Regions from separate parts of the Mus musculus genome. Here region 2 is linked to region 1. A link is a loop called in an ENCODE intact Hi-C map of the cell type or tissue named here. Cell type or tissue: heart. All regions are shown on one strand. Each heading gives the region's core, and the rest is flanking DNA. Links, peaks and the distances in the headings are about the cores only.

The links. Peaks named below come from ENCODE experiments on the same cell type or tissue, not always from the same donor. Only the 100,000 strongest peaks of a DNase experiment are listed, where the experiment ranks them.
Region 2: it touches region 1 in a loop (5-fold over the local background); 1 of 42 quality-filtered maps calls a loop at or near these places.

Annotation. Positions count from the first base shown.
Region 1 is chr10:127,288,192-127,295,756 of GRCm38, forward strand. Mbd6 (methyl-CpG binding domain protein 6) reads right to left here and starts at 827. Exons shown (of 13, transcript NM_001347171.1): 1 at 518-827. Ddit3 (DNA-damage inducible transcript 3) reads left to right here and starts at 2,602. Exons shown (of 4, transcript NM_007837.4): 1 at 2,602-2,700; 2 at 5,521-5,568; 3 at 7,130-7,287; 4 at 7,532-7,565. The coding sequence starts at 7,150. In heart, for the core only: no CTCF peak of the experiment used is centred there; DNase peaks (open chromatin) are centred at 840, 940, 1,740, 2,380 and 2 weaker places; H3K4me3 peaks cover 4,000 bases; H3K27ac peaks cover 3,924 bases.
Region 2 is chr10:128,088,718-128,094,500 of GRCm38, forward strand. It overlaps Atp5b (ATP synthase, H+ transporting mitochondrial F1 complex, beta subunit), which reads left to right. Exons shown (of 10, transcript NM_016774.3): 9 at 240-441; 10 at 1,302-1,671. The coding sequence ends at 1,402. It overlaps Baz2a (bromodomain adjacent to zinc finger domain, 2A), which reads left to right and starts at 4,066. Exons shown (of 30, transcript NM_054078.2): 1 at 4,066-4,133. In heart, for the core only: CTCF peaks have their summits at 2,414 (motif pointing right) and 3,924; DNase peaks (open chromatin) are centred at 2,434, 3,024, 3,614 and 3,994; H3K4me3 peaks cover 2,218 bases; H3K27ac peaks cover 1,966 bases.

The DNA.
Region 1 (7,565 bases), core at 691-4,690:
GCCAGAGCTCTGTCTTCCTCCAGGATCCTGAGAACTCCTGGTCCTCTCAAGCCGACGAAAAGGGGATTCATAATCCCCCACTGGCTTCCAATTAACAACAAGAAGCATTCCCTGACATGTAGGGACGGCCCTTAGACCTGCAAGTACCCCTCACCAACCTCACCATCGCTCCCGCCGCACACTGACGGCTTCCAAACTTTCCCTCTCATAACAAGGCGCCCTGTCACCCAGACTGCTTCCTTCAGCTCGGGGAGGAGGGGAAGGCAGGCGCACGAAGTAGGAAGGAACTTGGGGAGAGGGCGGGTGGAGGGTGGGCGAAGCACTGAAGGGAGCGAGGTCAGGAAGGCAGAAGTCAGGCACTTTGGGAGGAGAAATGGCGGGGGCAGGTGAGGGTGCGGGGCTGTGGATGGGGCCAGGGAAAGGGGCCGAAAGGACGCGGAGGGGGCAGAGGGTAGGGACAGAAGGGGAGGAGAGAGAAGGGAGGGGGAGGGGCGGGGGGGCCGGGCCCCGCACTCACCGCGGCCCATGGTTCGGCTGGCCCCGCCCTGCGCAGTCGCGGCCCAGAGGGTGAGTGGGAGGGGGTGGGAGGTGGGTCGGTGGAGCCCGAGCCTCCGGTACGGCCCCGGCCGGTCTTAGCAGGAAGCGCCGCCGCCGCCGCCGCCGCGGATCACCGAGCGGCCTCCCGCGCATGCGCCATAGGGGCCAGGGGCAGCCCTGGGGATTCCGTTCCCAGAAGGCACCGCGCAGGCTGCTACCGCCGCCGCCGTCGCTGCCGCCGCCACCGCCGCAGCCGCCGCCGCCGCCGCCGCCGCTGCCCGGACGGGAGAGGGGCGGGGCCGGGCCCCCGCCCAGCGGACAGCAGCGAGCCAACAGGAGGGGACGCAGTGCGCATGCGGGAGCGCGCCTACCCCTCCCCCACAACCCCCCATTAATCCCCAAGAGAACAAACACCCCACGCGGCCCCCCCCCACCCGCCCTCCGCGGAAGGATCTGGGCCTCTTCCCAGGCCACTGGTGGCCAATCCCAGTCCTCCCTCGGGAGGGGCCCCTTCCGAAGCCACAATCTGTTGGGGGAGTCAGGAATGTCAGGTCCGGGAGGGGCCAGCCCTAAAAGATGAAAGTCGCGACTTGCCCTGCCCCGCCCCAAAGGCTTCCCGGGTAGTGTGCAGAGACTTGACCCGCCTCTCCAGGTCAACATGTCACAACACGACCTCAGCCTGTCAAGTCACATGACCTCTGCCTGTCACTGACAACCTGGTCTGTCTTTAGGCCAGGAGAGACCATCTGGTCCAACCCACCCCCCACCTCTACTAACAGAAGGGGAAATGAAGGTCTGGAGCGAAGGAGCAGTCTGGCCAAGGACCTGTCACCGTCGCACCATCCAATAGCAACCGGTCTTGGTTCAGTTTCTACTTAAACTCTGGCTTGCCCCTCTTGAGTCTACGACAGACTATGTAATAGGCCACCACATGGCCTCTGTTTTCATGGCACAAAAAAAAAAAAATACGTTTTGCAAGATGTTTTTACTTTTACTCAAGTTTTCTCCACAGAGCTGCTTTTTACCTTTATCGTTGTTTAATTTACAAATGAGTAAGGTAGAATCCTTGGACAAATTAAACTAGAATCTGTGTTTCCTCTGATGACCCAGTCCAGGGCAATCATGCGTTCAAGTGCATGCACGTCCCAGGCTCTACTGTAGGTCGTGAACTCAGACAGCTAGAGGCAGGAGGCCAGCTCCTCAGCAGGGAGTCACAGGACTCGCTATCTCGGAGAAGGAAGAGGGTGGATACTGGGCTTAGTGAAGGGCGTAAGAGCATCACACAAAGCAGGGGTGGGATGAGGAGGAGGCAGCAATCTACACTCTGTAAAGAACTTCAATCCTAGCACGTAATGGACGATTCAGAAACAAGCGTTAAAGGTGCCTCTCTGAGAGAAGCGGGTGGACTATCAAGGAACTCAGTCTTTGGGACGCATTAGAAGGCTAAAAGAGGAGGAGAGCTCTTAAAAGATTCGAGGAGATGTCAATCCAGGTGAACAAATTGGAAACTTTAAAGAGGTTCCAGAGCCCCGGTGCCCATTAGCTGGGAGGGGCCAGGGAAAATGGGAGCCTTTCATGGAGGAGTAAGTTAAAGGTGATGGGAGGTGGGCAGACAAGTTCAGGAAGGACAGCCGTTGGGGCCGTTGGACACTGGGAGCTGGCGCTCCGCCCTCTTTCCTCTCTCCCCCATAGCCCCCCTCCCGCACCTCCCACCACCATCGACGTCCCCTGCGCGTGCGCGCGCGGACACCGGTTGCCAAACATTGCATCATCCCCGCCCCCCCATCCCCTCCCTCGCCGCGCTCTCCTCCGCGCGCGCGCATGACTCACTCACCTCCTCCGCGAAGCCGCGTGACCCAAAGCCACTTCCGGGTCCGAGACAACGTAGACTCTCAAGCCAGAGGGCGCGATGGGGGTGGGGCCGTGAGACTCCTGAGTGGCGGATGTAAGGGATGAGGCGGAGCCAGTGCCAGCGTGCCGCTTTCTGATTGGTAGGCTCCTGGACCCTGCCCCCCCCCCAGGAGGGGCCGGACAGCATAAAGGATACTCGCTCTCCGCTCTTGAGGTCAGTTATCTTGAGCCTAACACGTCGATTATATCATGTTGAAGATGAGCGGGTGGCAGCGACAGAGCCAGAATAACAGCCGGAACCTGAGGAGAGAGGCGAGTACTGGCTCCGTCTAACCCTTACCTTCCCATCCTGGCCAGCATAGCTATTTTATAAAGTTGGAGACAACTGTTCTGGAGGATGTAGCCCCACCCCTTCCACTGTAAGCTTGTAGACTGGGAAGGGTGAAGGCCGGGAATCCCTGATTCAGGAATGGTGCTTACAGGCCCTCTCTTGCATTGGGCGATTGCATTCCCGTTCCCTTGTCTCGAGTTGGTCCCCACTCTGCAGAGGGACTCCGGTTGCCTTCGGGAACTTGTCTCTGTAGTGCGAACTGCGGGCCAGCTTAGGCCTGGGCAGTTCGCAGGAAAGGCGGGGCAGCAGGACACACCCCCAAAGTCGGGGACTCTGGCTGTCTCAGCCTTTTCTTCACCAGCCTCATTCCCCCCAACTCTTTCAAGCTGAAGCGCCTCAGTCAAGGGGCCAACATGGCCACGTTAGTAGCTGACTCTCAAGTTCAAGAGAACGCGAAGACTGACAGATCTTTGCGAGTGGGGGTGCTGGTGGGAGGAGCATAGATGGGTTTTTCCCTTTTCCCCAGAGGTTTCTAGGTTTCCATACAAGAGAGCAGCCTGGATCTCTTTAACTATGGGAAATTATTTGGGATCTCTCCAGGGTCTTCTGCTTCTCCCAGGGCTGATTGATCTCTGCTTCTTTCCTCAGTCCCGTCTCCTAACTAAACTGTGTAACCATTGCGTCAGGCCAGCCCACTGTTTGTCTCTGCACCCTCAGGCCTGGGGCTCCTCTGCTGATGAAAGCCAGGTCCCACACACTGGAAGACCAAGGGAGTTTTCCCTAGAGGACAACCCTGCAGAGAAACACTCAGGGCAATATTGCATCTGCAGTCCCCAGAGACAGCCAGCTCCGCTCTGCCTTTAGGCTCAGTGGGCTTAATTCTCTATAAGGGAACTTGGGGGAGGGGCTTTTTCCCCATTCATTCCTAACAAATGCCTAATAAGCACCCACTATGTACCAAGTATCTGGGGACCCAGGGTATATTAGGAGCAAAAGATAAAACTGTTCTCAATAAAACTTACATTTCAGTATAAAGCAAAAGGGAAAAAAAAAACAAAAGCAGGGCAGAATAGTTCAGGGCGGTGACTAGAGGTTGTCATCAGAAGCCAAGCCTGTGAGCCAAGCCCCGGTGTTAGAGCTTTATAGAAGGGAGAGGCTGAGCAACAGAGTTAAGATAAGCATGCCATGCCGGTATCTTTAGGAACAGGACTAGAGTAAGCAGGAGAGGGTGATGAAAGGAAACTCAAGCAGCCGGTCTCATAGAGCCTTGCAAGCACCCTCATGATGCTAATCTTTAACAATCATGAAACAGGAAGCCATTGGGGGATCTGAGCAGAGGAATGATCATAGCACATGCATTTAATTCCAGCACTCAGAGAGGCAGATCTCTGAGCTCCAGGCCAGCCAGGGCTACATTATGAGACCCTGACTCAAAATAAATACAAAAACAAAGGGTTAGGTATGTAGCTCAATAGTACACTGCTTGCCTGGTATGTAGAGGACCCTAGGTCAACCCACAGCCGTGAAAATAAAGTAAAAGACAAGAATAGAAACAGGAGGTCTCAGCTGAACATAGTGGCACAGCCTTTAATCCCAGCACTTGAAAGGCAGGCAGATCTAAATTCAAAGCCAGAGAGTCTACAAAGCAAGTTCCAGGACAGCAAAAGCTACATAGTGAGACCCTGTCTAAAAGAGAAAGAAAGGAAAGGAAAGGAAGAAAGAAAGGAGAGATTTCAAAGAGGCTTCCAAAATAATCCAGGGAAAGAAATGTATGGTAAATTTATATCTGGAGCCAGGCAGTGGTGGTGCACGCCTTTAATCCCAGCATTTGGGAGACAGAGACAGGCGGATTTCTGAATTCGAGGCCAGCCTTGTCCACAGTGAGTTCCAGGACAGCCAAGGCTACACAGAGAAACCCTGTCAAGAAAAACCAAAAAAATAAATAAATGAAAAATAAAAAATTGCATCTGGAAATAATGTAGTAATGAGAAATACTTAGGTTTGGGGTACTTTTAAAGTTGTCAGTGCTTTAGGCTGAGCTGTGGTATCTGAGAAAGGGGCATCAAGGATACCAAAGTTTTTGGCTTTCAGCACCTAGAGTTGCCATTTAGTAAGAACTATACAGCCTTGGTAGGAAAGGCCTTTCATGTAAGCTGAACGCCTGCTCAACACTGCCAAGGAGCTGGAGATCCCAGAGCAGGTCTGCACTGAGGCTGCCAGTGGGGGGATGGAATCTGAGCAAGCACTGCTGAGTTTACTCTTCCTTCCCTCTAGTTCTGTCTCCCTTTGGCGGACTTGAGGTCTATCTGGGATTTAGAGAAAACTTAGTTGGCCAGGACTTTGCTATTATGTAATCAAGACGGCAAATGTCAGCAACTAAAAATAAAGTTAAGCCTGCCTCTGTCCTTGGAGTTGGCTTCAGGGACACACACGCTGCAAGACACACGCCTGTGTGTGTGTGTGTATTACAAGAGAAGAAATGGCTTCAGGGACACACCCGCTGCAAGACACACACACCTCTGTATGTGTGTGTGTGTATTACAAGAGAAGAACTGGAGCCTGGTCTGCAGAGTTGTTGAGTTCCAGAATTCCAGGATGCCCAGGGATGCACAAAGAAACCATCTCACAACCCATTTTAGAAAGGATCTAGAAAAGGGCTAGGAGGAGTTAGAAAGGATCTAGAGAGGGGCTAGGAGGAGTTAGAAAGGATCTAGAGAGGGGCTAGGAGGAGTTAGAAAGGATCTAGAGAAGGGCTAGGAGGAGGCTGGAGGTAAAGGACTGTTTTTTCCTTTTCTCCACAGTGTTCCAGAAGGAAGTGCATCTTCATACACCACCACACCTGAAAGCAGGTAATCTTGGCCACCCTCTCAGTCAGCTGCGAATGCTGCTCATGTTGCTTTGCTGGGGGAGAGTTAGACAAGGCCTTCATCTGAACAAGCTTTTGCTGTCAGACCATGTCTTTCTCTGACCCCATAATGTTGTTTGAGAGCTGGCTTTCGAAGTCAGCCTCAACAATGGCAATTGGTTTGTCTTCCCAACTCTCAGTCCACACCAAGATTAGACCCAAAGGACCTTTTGCCCAAGCTTCCCACACGAGAGAAAAAAAGAGTACAAATGGCCTGGTAATTGCCCCTGGAAATTACCAGTAGTGTTCCCAAGAGAGTTGAATACTTTTACTGTAATCCTGTAAGAATATATATGTATAGCCAAGCCCAGTGACTGTTCCTCTCTCAGAACTTGAGAGGATCCTGAAGTTATCTGTAGTAAATCCTTCTCAATAAAGGGTATGTTCTATCAGGTGTAGTGGTGCATACCTTTAGTCCCAGCACTTGGGAGGCAGAGGAAGGTAAATGTCTGAGTCAAAGCCAGCCTATTTTGCAGAGTGAGTTCCAGGGAAGCCAGAACTATATATACAGAGAAACCCTTTCTTGAAAATACACCCCCCACCCTCCAAGTTTTGTTTCCAGGAGCTAGAGAGATGACTCAGTGGTTAAGAGCACGTGCTCTTCTTGTAGAGGATCTAGTCTAACTCCCAGTACCCAAATGGCAGTTCAAAACCATCTATGACTCTAGTTCCCAGGGAATCCATTCCCTCTTGTGGCCTCCATGTCTACCAGGAACACACACACAGCACACATTCAGGCACTCACTTATATATGCATAGATAATAAAATAAATATATCTTTGGGAAAAAAAAAAAGATATTTAAGGTTAGGTAGCCAGCCTGGATTAAGCTTGGTAGTGACCAGCATATAAATGAAAACAAAACAAAAAGTTGGAAAGCTGTGTGGGGGTGGTGCATACTTTTAATCCCAGCCTTCAGGAGGCTGAGGCAGGTTGATCTCTGAGGCCAGTGTGAGTTCTAGGACAGGCAGGGCTACACAGAGAGACCCTGTCTTGAACAAACACCAAAAAGAATGGCAATGAGAGCCCGGAGAAAGCCTATCAGTTCCACACCCATGCTGCCTGTGTGCCGTACCTGAGTCAGGTTTCCAGCAGCCACAGAAGGTGGCTCACATGGCCTGGACCTCCAGCTCCAGGAGAGCCAATGAATGCTGCTGGCCCCCAGACACTGAATTACATCCGTTTCAGGGTCCTGGCCATGGTGTGCATGTGATCATCTGGACAACTTTTGAGAGTTGGATCTGGCAGGGTCAAAGTCAAGGCTGCTAGGCTTGAGAGGCAGCCATCTCCCCATCCCGACACACCATCATTAGTGTGTGTGCAGGTCAGAGAACAACTTGTGCGAGTTGACTCTTCACCTCCACCCTCTGCCAATGTAGCCTTCAAGGAGTGACAACCCATGCCCTTACCTATCGTGCAAGACCAGTAAATTTTAAATTCTACGTGTTAGAAAAGGGACAAGGTCAGCTCACCGACTGTGGTGAATGGAATGTATGTCCTTTCCAGAACCTGGTCCACGTGCAGTCATGGCAGCTGAGTCCCTGCCTTTCACCTTGGAGACGGTGTCCAGCTGGGAGCTGGAAGCCTGGTATGAGGATCTGCAGGAGGTCCTGTCCTCAGATGAAATTGGGGGCACCTATATCTCATCCCCAGGAAACGAAGAGGTGAGTGAGAATGCTGGTCCTAGGATGGGCGAGCAGAGTGATGGTGTGGGTGCCTATAGCCCCAGTGCTTGTCAAGTATAGGCAAGAGGCTCAGTTCATGGCCAGCCTAAGCTAGAGTTTGAATGTAGCCTATACAAGACCCTGTCTCAAAAACCAAGCAAAAGTAAAACCCCAGGAAACTGGGGGTTTGTATGCCTCTCCTGAACTAATTAATATCTATCTCCCCTTCTTCATTTCCTTAAAGGAAGAATCAAAAACCTTCACTACTCTTGACCCTG
Region 2 (5,783 bases), core at 1-4,000, 800 kb after region 1:
GTCAGACTGGCAGTAGTGGTGCACATCTTTAATCCCAGCACTCAGGAGGCAGAGGCCAGCCTGGTCTACAAGGATAGCCAAGGCTACACAAAGAAACTCTTTCTCAAAAAAATAATCAGTTGTTTTCTAACCTAGTTGAATAGGCAGAATAAGACACTAACCTTGGTTGATGGCTTCCTGGACCTTCTGAAAGTGTAGGCACTTAACTCTGTCCTTCCTTTCATCTTGCTTGCTTTTAGGACTACAAATCTCTCCAGGACATCATTGCCATCTTGGGTATGGATGAACTTTCTGAGGAAGATAAATTGACTGTGTCCCGGGCAAGAAAGATACAGCGCTTCTTGTCTCAGCCATTCCAAGTTGCTGAGGTCTTCACGGGTCACATGGGGAAGCTGGTGCCCTTGAAGGAGACCATTAAAGGATTCCAGCAGATTTTAGCAGGTGAGGTTTTTTCTTTTTATCAAGCCTAGCCATAAAAGTGAGAGAAAACAAGCCTATCTTCTCATTCTAACATGATCAAATGAAATGATACATACCTTTCTTTTCTTTCTTAAAGATCTATTATGTGTATGTACACTGTAGTTTTCTTCAGACACTCCAGAGACAGCGTCAGATCCCATTACAGATGGTTGTGAGCCACCATGTGGTTGCTGGGAATTGAACTCAGGACCTTTGGAAGAACAGTCTATGCTCTTAACCTCTGAGCCATCTCTAGCCCCCTTGTCTATACTTTTCTTAAAGTATACCATTAAAGGCCATTACCCTGCCTTCCATTAACTGTCCCATGTCACTGAGTTGAAAGTGAGAATTTTAACTCAGGTGCTCCAGATTACGGGTTTTTAAGTGCTTGTGTGTCTGAGTGTTGTATGTGATGTGAGTACACGATCCCATGAGGAGTTAGATCCTCCCAGAACAGTCAGTGGAGGTTAGGAGTGGTGTCTGGTCACTGGAATTAGAGGTGATAAAGCAGTAGTCAGTGTTAAACCACCACTCAAGCCCCAAACATATTCTTGATCTACTACATCTTGTCTTAAATTACACACTTTACACTTTAAAAACAATTATACTTGGAAGGGGGTGGATATGGTGCACACCTTTAGTGCTGGGACTCCTAAATAGATCTAGGGGCTTGAGTTCCAGGTCAGCCAGGAACACACCCCCACCCCCCAAAAGTAAATTTCACGTGGAAGTTGAAAAGTTTCCTTGCATGATAAGGTTTCACAGTGGGCTCAAGTGGTGAGGTGTACATGCTGCAGGAAGCTGATATAACTCAGCTTCTTACTGTGTTTTCCCCTATGTAGGTGAATATGACCATCTCCCAGAACAAGCCTTCTACATGGTGGGACCCATTGAAGAAGCCGTGGCAAAGGCTGATAAGCTGGCAGAAGAGCACGGGTCGTGAGGGACTCCAGCCAAAGGCAGCACTGCAACTGATCTCTCCATATCAAGCGAGAGCTCAGGTTTCCTTCCATGCAGGCCACACAAGAGCCTTGATTGAAGATGTGATGTTCTCTCTGAAGAGTATTTAAAGTTTTCAATAAAGTATATACCCCTCATTTATGTCTGTTTATGTTGCTTCTGAAACAGCTTATAATTGAGCTCACAGTGGTGGGCCACATTTAGGAAATTGTTAGAAACAGGATTATTATTAAAAAGATCAATTTATTAATGAGATTCTATGGGCCTTGTGTTTCATAATAGGCTCAGCTTTGGTTTTTGCTCCAACTATCACTAAAGTGTTTTTCCCCTGGAGAAAATAGATAAACTTATTCAAGACAGGGATTGCGTTTTTAGGAAATGCTGACTATCTGTCACAATTGAGGGTCTTGTCTAGGTACTCATTCAGAAAATTCTTAATATATTGCCAGAAATTTGAACAAGCCTAGCTGTGCATGTTTGTGCTTGAGTCTTCAGGGCAAAAAAAAAAAATGGTCTCTTAAGATCCCTTATGAAAAAGTTTTAAGGCTTCGGTGATGTTACAAAGAGTAATCTTGATACTGTTGCCACTGGGACTTTTGAAAAGCAGTACTTCCTCTTCATAAAAATGGGTACCTTAGCACACACTATGCTAGGATGTATTTTGTGCCTTACAACGTGTTTGAGCCCAGCCAGTGGCCTCTTGTGGAAGCATTTGACACTACAAGACCTGCAATCTCACCATTTTGAAATCTATTTAAGGCTATTTGCAAGGAGGTATTTCTATAGTCTAATGACTATTTACAAACCAGCTGGAGTTGGCCTGGGGAGGAGCCTACATCTATAAGTTTCACCTTGTAAGGTTGTCCACTTGGGGTAGAGCTCTGGACAGCTCAACTCCCAATTCTGAGCTCTGTGACCTAAAGGGCTCTGGGAAAGGTTCCTGGGGTGGAGTAGAGGCTTGAGCTTCCATCTGTCTATGACGTCCTTGGCTCCAGTCCCTCCTGTGTCAAGATTAGGACAGAAGGTGGCGCCCCTGAGTTGCCTGTTCTTGGTAGTTTGCTCTTGGAGCTTGGGTTGGGGGAAATGCTGTTACCGGGTGGGGACAGCTCCAGATCCTGACTCGAGTCGGCAAAAAGCTGATAAAGACCTAAGAGTACACAGGTCACCTCTTTCTGCTTTGTCACCCAAGTACAGACTTGGAAACTGATATTTTAAAGGTCATTTCCATCCCGGTGTTCGTGTTCTCTAAGGTTTGTAGAGAACCTTTCTCTCTCGCTAGCTGTAACTCTTTGTTTCCTTCATCCTTTACTGTCCCCTTCAACCACAGTCCTAAAGTATTAATATAGTTCTAACCTTCCTCCATATTTCTCCGGTCGGCCCTGTCCTCGCCTCCTCCCTCTCTCCACCCAATGAAAGCCCCGCCCTTCCCTCCTCCCTCCCACCCCAGTCTGTCATACAGGGACATCACCCTACAGCAGTTCAGGCTGTGTCGTTCGCAGGAAGCATACATTGGCTTTTTTGGGGTTTGCGAGTTCCCAGCCCATAGTTGGACAGGATCCAACAGTAGCCTTCAATTGAAGCAAGACCCAAGGACAGTGAGAATCTGGGTCCTAATCCTGAGTCCTGCCAGCCTGACATGGGTAAGTATGATAGCTGCCCCTGGGAAAGGCCTGAGGGATGCCCAGCTCCCTCTCTGGCTGACTCAGCAGGGGTGGGGCCTAACCTTTGCTCTTTTGGGGGAGTGAAGGAAGAGAAACGGACTGTGGGGGGGACACGGGGCTTAGCTGGTGAGCTGCTGAGCATTGGCAAGCTCCAGCTCTAAGGAAGAGCCTGGGGTTGTATCTTAGGTTAGGGCTTCCTTCCTCACCCTAGAACCCCCCGCTCCAATTTAAGTGCAGAGATTCAAGTAGTATTTTACTGTATTCATTACTAGTTCAGTCTTGGTCTTGTAAGAGATGCTTCCCCTCCCCCTAGTTTCTCTCGGTGTTTCTTCCTCCCCCCTTTAACCCACCACCGGGTCGGGGCTGCACTGAGCAGCTGCTTCCTGTTGCCCCAGAGGTTGCTGCAAGGGTGGTGGTGGTGGCTGGGGCCAAACCGAGCAATGAATAAAGTCGATTCTTAGCCCTGCATCAGCCTCACGACCCTGTTACGGATGGCCTCCACCATTGACAGGACAGAGAGCGTTTTGCCTCTGTGGTTTCCTGATTCCAGATTTGTACAGCTGTAGTACGGATAGGGCCGGGAGAAGCCTGTTTACCTAGCAGGGCGCTGTGCGTGACCCCGACATGCTCTCGGCCTTGAGTTCCCTCTCCTGCTCTCCTAGGCCTCCTTGAATCTTTGTGGCTCCCACTGTCTCTCCAGCCTCCTTTGTGAATAAGTCTTAGCTGGGCGCCCCGTGCCGGCAAAAAGAGCTCTTCAAGTACTCCAGTTCAGACCCACCGCTGTCCCCAACTACGCCGCAGAAGTTTCTGTCTTTTCCTGCATCTGGGATCCTTCCTGGTTCTGGCCCCTAGGAGACGCCACCCGCCGTCCCCTCCCCCAGCGGAGCCTTCGCGACAGCCGTCCCTGAGCGCTCGTCCTCACCCGGGTGGCTCCTGCCCCTTTAAGCGCCGCCCCCCCCCCCTCCGCCGCCGGCCTCGGGCTGGGGGAGGAGGCGCCGCCGCCCGGCTCGGCCACCTGCGCCGCCGCCGCCGCCCGGCCCGGCCCTGCTTCAGGTGAGGCCCGGCATCCGCCTCCAGGCCCGGGGTCCAGGGCAGGGCGTCCCCGCAGCCGCTTCCTCCCCTGGGATCCAAGCTCTGACCTTCCCTGCGCCCGCTGCCCTTGCTCTCTCCCCCGCCCTGCCTCCTCGCCCGTTCCTCCCCTGTCCTCTGCGCCCGGGATCCGGAGGCTTCTCACGCCTCTCCGCCATCCTCTCCCGGGAACCCCTCCTATTCCGGCCCTGGATCTCCCCTCCCCCGCGCCTCCCTCGCCAGAAAGCTCTCCCGCGGTCTGGGTTTCGCCTCCTCTTCTCTGGAACTAGCGCTTTCCCACGCCATCCTAACCCCGGAGGGGGGGGGAGATAACCGCCACCCCAACCCCTCTCCTGGTAGTGCGGGGGGCGGGGGGTACGACGCACGTTACGGGCGCTGTCCGCCCTGCTCCGCTCACCCTTCAAGTTCAGCTAAGTCTCACCTAAAGCTTTTCTTGCCGAGTTTGGGGTCGGACCCGAGCACCGCCCCCTGATCTCGGTGGGAAGGGCGCTCGGCCCCGCTGGAGCTGGCCCCTCCCCCTAGTCCGGGCGCCGGGGGCAGCGGCGCTGCGGGAACCTTGTGATACTCCGCTTCAGCGGCTGTTGCGGCAGAACAAGACTGGGGCTAAGTCTCTAAGGGATTGGGGGTGCTGGGTAAGGCAAAGGAAGCCCAACCTTCTCTATTTCAGGTTACTCCAGAAAACAAAACAAACAAAAACCCCGAGATGTCACTGTCTTATATGCCTATCATATGCCCAGCTGTCCGTTGGGGAATTTGGAGACTAAATCCGAGGGGCGCAGACCCACTTGGAGAAGGGGAGGGGTTACAATCTTTTTGGCATATTATGAGAGAACCTAACCTTACCAAAATACGGTGAGATTGTCTCCTCCGAACCTGAGTGCCGAAAAGGAACCAATGGGAATTGCTACAGGGCCAAGAGCTGTGGCTAAGGCAAGATCGGTTCAGTCATGGAGTGGGAGGTCTTTATAATTACCCTACCTTCAATAGGAAATACTCTTTCCATCCAGCTGAGCCCCGAGCTCCTTCTCTAGTGCCCCTGCCTCCAGAATTAGTAGAATGGGTGTCAGGGTTTGTCTTATACTACTCTGAGTCACAACTAAAGGTGCTGGGAAGGGCGCAGTGTGTGTGTCCTGTAGTGCTTAAGGTTGGATGCTTGGAGTGTCTTGAAGAGGAAAGGGAAGGTACAGCTAGGATGCATACCACCATCTCATAGCCCCAGCCATCTGGCTCCAGAGTGGCTGGCACAATGACAGCTGACCCAGAGACAGGGAGGTACAGCAGGAACTTGGAGGGTGAGAAGGCGGTGGCAGGTGTTTATCGCCACTTCACGTCTCATCATCCTCTGGCTTGTTTTGTGGGAGGTTCAGTCTGTTCCCCAGACACTCTTCTCACAGGTTGCTAATAAAATGACCGTTGGCCCCTTTCTCTTTGGAGTAGCTTCTTGAAGGGAGGCTTGTTGGCTAACCAGCCACATTGTTATGGGGATTGACAAATGTTTGGGGACACATGGGATCAAGTCCGCTTTTTTGCGTTCAGATTTGGCATGGGGGTGGGGGGCAGGTCACAAGTGTTGTATGTTAAGGCACCCGGCAAAAAGTAAAAAGCTTTGGGGCG